2 separate regions of the Homo sapiens genome follow, and region 2 is linked to region 1. The links are chromatin contacts, found by Hi-C in ENCODE. All regions are on one chromosome and are shown on one strand. The core of a region is the stretch at or near the end of the contact, and the rest is flanking DNA. Distances in the headings are between cores, read along the strand shown. Region 1 overlaps PUM3 (pumilio RNA binding family member 3). Region 2 overlaps VLDLR-AS1 (VLDLR antisense RNA 1).

Region 1 (4,687 bases), core at 1,527-4,026:
GAGTTGTTCAGTAATGCTAGTCACAAAAGAGAATTGATTCTGTGTTCTAAATGTAAATCTCTGTGTGCTTTAATGACACAATTTCAGAACTAGCTCCACATTTTCCATGAAGTACGCTGGGAAAAATAGTAGTTAAGTATGTATTCTTCACCATTGAAATTCTAGGCATACTTTATTTTAAGAATGTAGATATCAATTCATTTTTTTGTTGTTGTTTATAATTTTATAGGACATTGTGCTCACTTTGGCAGCACATATACTATAATTTTATAGGAAATTATCAGTTCCTTGCTTAGCATAGTAAATGGCAAATATGGAAGAAAGGTCCTGTGGTACTTTGTTTTGAGAATGCAGATATTGATTCTTTTTTTTTGTTTATAATTTTATAGGAAATTATCAGTTCATTGCCTAGCATAGTAAATGACAAATATGGAAGGAAGGTCCTATTGTACTTACTAAGCCCCAGAGATCCTGCACATACAGTACGAGAAATCATTGAAGTTCTGCAAAAAGGAGATGGAAATGCACACAGGTAAAACCAAGTAGAATGGCTTGACTTCTTTATTCCTCTGTTAATGTTGAGTAGTGCATTCTTCCAGAAGTCCACTTACCCATCCATACCCTCTCTAAAACTGCTGAAAAGGTGAATTCCATTTTCAAGCCTATATTTTTGACAGATTCTAAAGTTTTTATCTTGACAAGGAAATAAAAGTGTCGTGCCAAAAGAACACCTGAGCACCTGGCACATAGTAGGCATTCAAGTGCGTGGTTTGGCTTTTATTTTGCTTTATTTTCAAAGCTACCGATACCACATATTTGAGTACCCTAGAGTATGGTGTCCATACAGCAGTGTAAATGTGTTGTTTTCTGGGTATGTTATTTGGTTTTTGGATTTTTTTTTTTTTTTTTTTGGTATTACACAAGTCAGACTCCCTTTATTGAGCCCTTGTTCTGTGCCAGGCACTATTCAGATCGTGGGACACAAACATTTTTAAAAACAGAACACATACTCGTATCACTTATTGTCTACATGCTTAACAGAAAGATAGACAATAATAATAGAGTGCGATACAGTCTGTGATAAGCTCTTAGAGGTTTTTGTGATAATATCACCACATTTCCTTTGCGATTTATCTTACCTTAATACCCCGTTCAACATACTCAACAGTAAGAAAGATACAGAGGTCCGCAGACGGGAGCTCCTAGAATCCATTTCTCCAGCTTTGTTAAGCTACCTGCAAGAACACGCCCAAGAAGTGGTGCTAGATAAGTCTGCGTGTGTGTTGGTGTCTGACATTCTGGGATCTGCCACTGGAGACGTTCAGCCTACCATGAATGCCATCGCCAGCTTGGCAGCAACAGGACTGCATCCTGGTGGCAAGGACGGAGAGGTAATGTGCCATTAAAGCACAGGCAGGAAAGCTGCAAAGGCCACAAAAACTTCGTTTTTGGACGATGTGGGGTGTCAGTAAGAAAGCTGGGGAGGGAGATACCTGTTGAATAAACAACCAAGAACCTCTCACAGCAGCAATTACATTCATCTTTAATTTTCTCTAACCATCTGGGTCAAAGCCTGGTACTTGGGAATGTTTTACAGATGTGAATTTGCTTATGAATGAAATCATTGCCAAGTATTGAGTGCCCAAGGTGCTTCTGACACCTGCGATTGGGGAAGAGAAGTGGGCCATGGATCTTAGAGAAGCCCTGGCTCCTGACCATATTAACAAATGGGAAAGATGAATGTACCTTGAAAGTTTCTCTATAAGGAGACTGAGCCGGTTGCCTCCCATACTTGCTAAGGAGTAGCCCAAATAACTGGGAACGCTTGGTATTGCTCTTGAAGAGGAGTAAGGTTGAGCTGAAAAGATGCTTTCTTGATTCGCTCATCAGATAATCCCCTTCGGTGGTCATGTGTACTTAAACAGCATGCAGCATTGGGTTTTGATGTTTGTGCTATAGTGTTCTGTCCTGTAGGTTTATTTGTGTCTGAGAATGACATATTTCAATCCAAGACGTGATTAGCATTAAGATGAGCCTTGTGCTGCTACTGTTCAGAGCAGATTAAATGAAGCGGAGACTGAAGCGCTGTGCCGTGGCTGTGTTATCTGGCATAACTGTCTTTCAGTCTGGGGATCAGAATAGATCTGTGGTCCCCCCAAGTATGATGGTTGTCCTAGATAAAGACCTCTTAAGCCTGTGGAACTTTAAAAGTGGCTGAGTCCTTATCTGTATGTGGTGGCATAAATAGTATGTATTCATTCAAATGTATTTGTATGAATGAAAACAACTTTTAAAATTAACTGTTCTTGACCCTTCATAGCTTCACATTGCAGAACATCCTGCAGGACATCTAGTTCTGAAGTGGTTAATAGAGCAAGATAAAAAGATGAAAGAAAATGGGAGAGAAGGTAGGCTATGAAATTTGACCTTTTCTTGTATCTCATGTGGAATTCCAGTAATTCCTGGCATCCCTGAACTTTATACCAGCCATTTAAGCTCAAATGAAGTTTGCCAAGTGTCTAGAAATGGTGTCTGTGAATAAGAAATGATTCAGTGGTTGCTGGTAATGCTTTTTCCCCTAGAAATATTTGTGCCTGAGAACTCTTTTAATTTTCTTTTTTCCAAACCCCCCCCGCCAGCCCCCCCCACCGCCCCCTCACTCTCTCTGTTTTCCTTCCTGTGCTGCTGCAGGCTTCTAACCTGGCTTGGTCAATGCCTTAAAATGCCATTCTAATGAGGATGGTGAGAGGGGGTAGGGGGCCCCAATTGTTGAGTATCATTACCTCAGTAGAAAGGCATGACATTTATCTCTATGTTTGAAGAAAGAATAAGCAGAAGAAGATTATCCTCGTAAGAGAGTTTTGGACTAGTGCCTGTTTATTTGGCATTGAAATACATGTGACCAAAGAGTAAGCCAGTCTTTGGCGCTTTCTGGTTTTTTGTAAGCCTTACAGCTGCTCTGTAGAAACTCAGCTCTCTAGAGAAGGACAGCATTAGCATTTGCATGCCATTCCCCTCTCAGTCCTATCTCCAACCAGACCTTCACTTACAAAATCCAAATTCCATCTGGTATTTAAACCACTGGAGAGATTTTTTTCCCCTACTGAGTTAAAACAGTTTGGGCTTTTCATTACAATGTCTGGAAAAAAGTGACAGATCATGAATTCATGTCTTGCGGCAAGTGGCAGCTCTGATGGCTAGTGTGGCAATCAGTATAGCAGTAGAGCTGTCACTTCTCACCTTACCTTTAAGAATGGGGACCTGGGGCTATTTTTCACTAAATTTTTTTGTAAAAGAGAAGCCTTGTGATAAATATTAAAGAAAAAAATAACATATGGAATAATCTTTTTCATTATTAAAAAGTTGATGTATAGTTGAGTTTATGCCAGAAAAGTAGTCTGGCTTAATGTCCAGTGGTTTTTCTCCCTCTTAATTAAAATGTGCTGAGAACCCTAAAATCTGCCAGTTTGGGTCTGATGTGTTTGTCTTGTCGTATTCAGCACCAAATGAGTTTGTCCTCCTGCACGTCTAGCTGTTTTGATTCTCTTTTACTGGATAGTAGCCACCTTAAAACTTAGTAGTTTTCAAAACAATGACTTGATCAGGGTCTGGTGGAGCCTGCCCCTCTATGCTCAGAGTCAGAGTCATCTAGGGCTGCTCGGTTTGTGGTTGGAGTGTCCACTTTTCGCTTAGCTCACTCACATGGCTGGCAAGTGAGTACTGACTGTTGGCTGGGGACCAACAGCCTCAGTTTCCCTTTCTAGGCTGCTTGGGCTCCTTCACGAGATGGTGGTTGCTTTTTTAAGAGTGAGCATCCCAAGAGGACAAAGTAAATGCGTGGCACTTCCATGATTTATCCTTAGCAGTCATTTAATGCCACTTTCATCATACTGTCTTGGTCAAGTCAATCACAGAGGCCCACTGTGATTCAAAAGAAGACATGGATTCCCCCTATAGATGGGGGAGTGGCTGCATTCTAGAAGAGCACACAGGACAGGAGATATTATTGTGGTCAGCTTTGGAAAACAATTTGCCTCACTAGCTGAACTCTGTCCCTCTTTAGCAGGTACCATGAAAGGCTGAATAGCCATAGGCCTCTTGGCTTTTAAAGAGTCCTTACATTCAGGTATCTTTGAATGAATTATATAGTACATGCTACCTGACTATGATGTTTGCCTTCAAGATAGGTTGTCCCTACCTCCATCTGCACTAAATCTTAGCTATCAGAATTTCTCCTTTGTCCAAGCATTAATTGCAAAGTGAAAAAGATAATACCACGACCTTGGGAATCAAATACTAGAATAACGGGAGAAAAATGGTATTTTTGATTTGTGAGTATGTAAGCGTTGTAAAGAGAAATGCCAAGTTTAAGCTAGAACAGTCATTTATCAACCACTGTTGAACACGTGAACACTGTGTTATGTTCATGGCACCTTGTGAGTGAGCATTTCTCCATGAGGAAGAACTTGATTTCAACCAAGCATGAGGTGCTACTGTGAAACATTTATTTCCTGAATAGCTTTCAGGTCAAAGTTAAATCATTAAATAATACAAAGAAGTGCAGACATAACCAAGTGAGTGTTTTATTAGAATTCATAGTTTATCTTGAGTAATTACTGCTAAACATAGCTTAGGTTTTGGATCAGAGTTAAAAGAAATGGCTCTTTTAGAAATGCATTAGATAAAC
Region 2 (4,687 bases), core at 1,418-3,917, 240 kb after region 1:
AGAAAACAACTTGCTGATTAGTCACTGTGTTGTAGTAATTATCATTTATTTCCACATCCCCCTTCTAGATAGACAACCATGTCATAACAGGATCTAGAGTATACGTAGTCTGGTCCAGAGACAGAAGATAGGAGGTTAACCAGATCAGAATCATTCATTCAAGGATCAGAGTTATATAACCAGCCACAGGTCAGATATAGAATGTTAGACATTCAATTTTTAAGATTTTCAGCAACAAAGTCTCCTTATCAGTGGCCCATTAAAGGAATACCTTGATAGTATTAAACAAGAAAGGTGCTGAAGATTAACCAAGTTCCCACACTTGCCTCTTACTGCTGCCTCTTTGGCCAGGGCAAAGCCAAGGTCAGATGCAAGGCTGACCCTGACAGGTATGTGACTCTTGAATACACTCTCTTAGCAATGGGGAGTCAAGGGAGCCCCATGAGTGACAGTTAGTGTATGTTTTGGTGAAGTTCATCTCTGAATGGACAATGTTGTCTCACAGATTGATGCTATTAGGGTTTTGTTTATGTGTAGATAATACTCTGCAGACATTTATCTTTTGTTTTAACTTAAATGGCTGCAAACAAGTCTGTTGAAACACCAGGAAATAGGTAATTATATATAAATGTGTTTTAAAAAGTTAAGCATGCAATGGGCCAACGTAAGTCAGCATATATTAACATTGCTTAGGGGGCAAATGTGTTTCTGGAACATAAAACTAGGAACCTAGCATGAGGTTTGTTTTCCTGCACACATCGTTTACCTATATATTTTTAGAACAACCATTCCATGCCAGGTAATGTAGTATATGCTCACAGTATACAGACATAAGACCCAGCCTGTTCTCAAGGAGCTCAGGACATAACAACTTCTCCGTGGGCCACTTCTAGACTCCTGTGTTTCTGTTTCTTTCAGCTTACAAGAATTCTAAAAGAGTGATATGGTTTGGATATTTATTGCTGCCCAAATCTCATGTTGAATTGTAATCCCCAGTGCTGGAGGTGGGGCCTGGTGGGAGGTGTTTGGTCATGGGGTGAATCCCTCATGGCCTGGTGCCATCTTCATGACAGTGAATTCTGGCAAGATCTGATCCTTTAAAAGAGTGTGGCACCTACCACCTCCACTCTCTCTTGCTCCCGCCTGTGATGTGCCTGTACCCCCTTTGCCTTCTGCCATGATTGGAAGCTTCCTGAGGTCTCTCCAGAAGCACATGCTGCTGTACTTCCTGTACGCCTACAGAACTGTGAGCCAATTAAACCCCTTTTTAAATAAATTATCCAGTCTCAGGTATTTCTTTGTAGCAAGGCAAGAACAGCTTAATACAAAGAGGAAATAAAAATTTGAGATACATGAAAAAGAAATCAATTAATTAGTTTAAAGTTAGTTTAATTGTTAATTAGAGGAAAGATACAGAGATTGTATCCTATAGTTTTTCTTCCTTCACACTTAATGGAGGGTTCTAAGTATGCAATCAGAGAAAGATATTAAGATAGAACAGATGTAAAGACTTTCCCTTTCTGACCTTAAAGCTGTGAAAAGATTTATTTACCTATTACATGTATCTTATATGTGTGTGTATATGTGTTTGTGACCCTCCGAAGTGTGTATGTCAAATTCCTAAGCCCTAGTATTTCAGAATGTGACTAAATTTGGAGACAGATCTTTAAAGAGATAATGAAATAAAATGAGATAATTAGAGTGGGCCCTAATCCAATGTGGTTGGTGTCCTTTGAAGAAGATGAGACTAGGATGCAGACAGTTACAGAGGGAAAATCATGTGAGGATAAAAACAGAAGATGGCTATCCGCAAGTCAAAGACAGCAGCCTCAGATGAAACCGACCCTGTCAACATCTTAATCTCAGACTTCTAGCCGTGGCTCTGAGAAAATAAATTTCTGTTGTTTAAGCCACTCAGTGTATGCTACTTTGTTTTGGCAGCCCTAGAAAATGAATACAAACACAGTATCCAAATATAAGGACCTTAGTTCTAAAGATTTTAAGAACCCAGAAACTGCACACATGTATCAGGGCTAGTTTAGAAAGAAATATTCTCAGGTGCTGGATCATACTGGGCTTGTGAAGCTCAATGACAGGATGAAAAACAATCCTGGCTGAATAGCTACGTGGATGTGAAGGGCTCTATGTCCTTAGTAGCTCATTGACTCAGTGAATAGTTTTTAAGCTCCTGCTATGTGCTAGGTATTGAACTAGGCAAGGAAAAACAAGAATTTGTCCTCGAGGCACTAGTTACTGTTGGCGGCAGCTGCAGTGTGAGGTCTTCTGAGTAATGTGAACAGGGCACATAACTGAGCAAGGGGGTTGTTCCAGGTCTGTATTCCCACTATCACTGGGCTACACTTGGTATTTTTTGTTTATTTCTCTTAAAGCCTTCTTTTTTATTATTGACCTTCTCTTTTTTATTTTATTTTTTATCTTTTTCTAAGTGGCTACATACTGGATATCAACACTGGATTTGTAGTAGTTCAGTTAGGCTCCTAGGAAGTCATTCAGAGAACGTGTTGCAGTGAATCAGACTGTGTTAACTCTGACCTAGAGTGTTATCGTCTGTCTGGCTCAATTCCAGAAGAGAGAACCTCCTCCTGTGACCTCTTCCCCTGTATCTCAGGCCATAAATAGGTGCTGGGGCCCTGCCAAGTTGGGTCACTGTGGTTCATGAGGGACTGTCAGTTTCTTACAAACATTACGCAGCTGCAAAATTGCTATGCCACCCAAGGTGACTCATAAAATCTGTCCCTCTTAAAAAGGGAATATGAGAAATGTCACCTCCTGGCTACCACAATAATGCAACTAGGAGTTCTGGTTCTCCGCTGACTACCCACAGGAGTCCTTAGAGGAACCACACAGGAAACCTGGGAAACCTAACACTCTGATTCCAAGGCAAGTATTAGGAAGCAGGGTAGAACTTCTGGGTATTTTAGTCCAGGATTGTGATAAAATATAAACGATGTTTGATATTTACTTGTATTAGTCAGGGTTTTCCAGAGAAACAGAACCAATAGGATATATGTATATATATGTATATATGTATATATGTATATATATATGTATATATGTATATATGTATATATATGTATATATATATGTATATATGTATATATGTATATATATGTATATATGTATATATGTATGTATATATGTATATATGTATATATGTATATATGTATATACATATATACACACATATATACATGCACATCTATACATATGTGTATGCACACATATATACATACACATCTGTACACATGTGTGTGCACACATATATACATACACATCTATACACATGTGTGTGCACACATATATACATACACATCTATACACATGTGTGTGCACACATATATACATACACATCTATACATATGTGTGTGCACACATATGTACATATACGTGTGTGTGTGTGTGTGTGTGTGTGTGTGTGTGTGTGTGTGTGTGGTGGGGCAGAGAGAGGGAAAAAGGGAGAATTATTCTAGTTATTTTAAGGAATTTGCTCACATAATTATGGGGTCTGGTATGTCCAAAATCCGCAGGGCAGGGCGGTAGGAGAGAAACTCAAACAGGATTTCTATGTTGCAGTCTTGAAGCAGAATTCTTTTTTCTGTGGGAAGCCTCAGTTGTTAAAAGGCCCTCAACTGATTAGATAAGACCTACCCACATTATGGGGCGTAATCTGCTTTACCTAAAAAATCTACAGATTACAAATATTAATTACATCTACAAAATACCTTCACATCCCATCTAGACTAGTGTTTAACCAAACAAGAGGGCACCATAGCCTAGCCGAGATGACACATAAAATGAACTGTCACACCACTTAGAACTGAAAGAAGTAATCGGAAGCCTTTGTCATGTTATTGGGGAATAAAGATTTCAAGGAAGTTAACTTGTCACTTCAGATTTCTCTCTCTTTGAATACCTTTAGTCTTGGGGTTTGCAGTCACTGTTTCACAAGGCCAGCAAGTTCATCTTTGGATAACTCTCATAGTTGACAAATCCTTGCTTGAATATGTTTAATCCCAATTCTTCTCCCTGTAACTATAATGCCTTAAATGCAGCTCTACCCCTTGGAACAACATGGAAGCAGGATGAAGACCAATTGATCTTAAATAATGTCCCAACGTATGCTGTATGGAATATTCATTTTGTCTGATTCTTAGTTTAGGAGTGAGGGATAAAGAAGGCTCTGTGGTCAAATAAATTTGGGAAACATTGCTTACATGCTGTTGCTTTGGAAGACACAAACCAACTAAACTAAACTGTAGCCTGGCACTTCTCATATACGTGACCTTGGAAAATTGTCTTTCTTCATCCTGTGCAATAGACATTGAAAATTTCTACAAGTCTCTCTGACACCAGCCTTTAGTTTAGACGTTCCATCCCTCCAGTTGGTCTGCATCATGGTTGTTGTATCAGTAAGCTGTGTTTTGGAACAAACCACCCCAATCTTTAGTAGCTTAAAATAATAGCCATTTATTATTTCTCCCAAGTCTACAGTTCACTGGGTGATACTGCTGTCTGAAATGGGTCTTGACTGATCTCAACTGGGTTTACTTATGCATCTTCAGCCAGCTGGTAAGTAGGCTAGGGGATGGCTGGTCTAGTGTGGCCTTGGCTGGGATGACTCAGCCCTATTTTATGTGTCTCTCATACCCTTTCACCTGGCTAGCCT

What was found. A loop is a pair of places that touch in the nucleus more often than their neighbours do. Pooled maps may share reads with other maps.
Region 2: a map of aorta shows a loop between it and region 1 (2.4-fold over the local background). The contact joins two enhancer-like sites. A Hi-C loop is called at or near these places in 2 of 168 maps with a recorded cell type or tissue (aorta and cardiac septum) and 5 of 50 pooled maps.

The regions. Positions count from the first base shown.
Region 1 is chr9:2,808,065-2,812,751 of GRCh38, reverse strand. PUM3 (pumilio RNA binding family member 3) reads left to right here. Exons shown (of 18, transcript NM_014878.5): 14 at 390-532; 15 at 1,169-1,391; 16 at 2,321-2,408. Among named protein-coding and RNA genes, the nearest start is that of PUM3, 34 kb to the left of the region's middle. RefSeq lists enhancers at 764-1,637, 3,389-4,264. Within about 2 kb of position 2,776, at least 2 of the 41 ENCODE cell types and tissues checked have a DNase peak (open chromatin) inside an H3K27ac peak, as active enhancers do.
Region 2 is chr9:2,568,836-2,573,522 of GRCh38, reverse strand. All of the region lies in intron 1 of VLDLR-AS1 (VLDLR antisense RNA 1), which reads left to right. Among named protein-coding and RNA genes, the nearest start is that of VLDLR, 51 kb to the left of the region's middle. Within about 2 kb of position 2,667, at least 17 of the 41 ENCODE cell types and tissues checked have a DNase peak (open chromatin) inside an H3K27ac peak, as active enhancers do.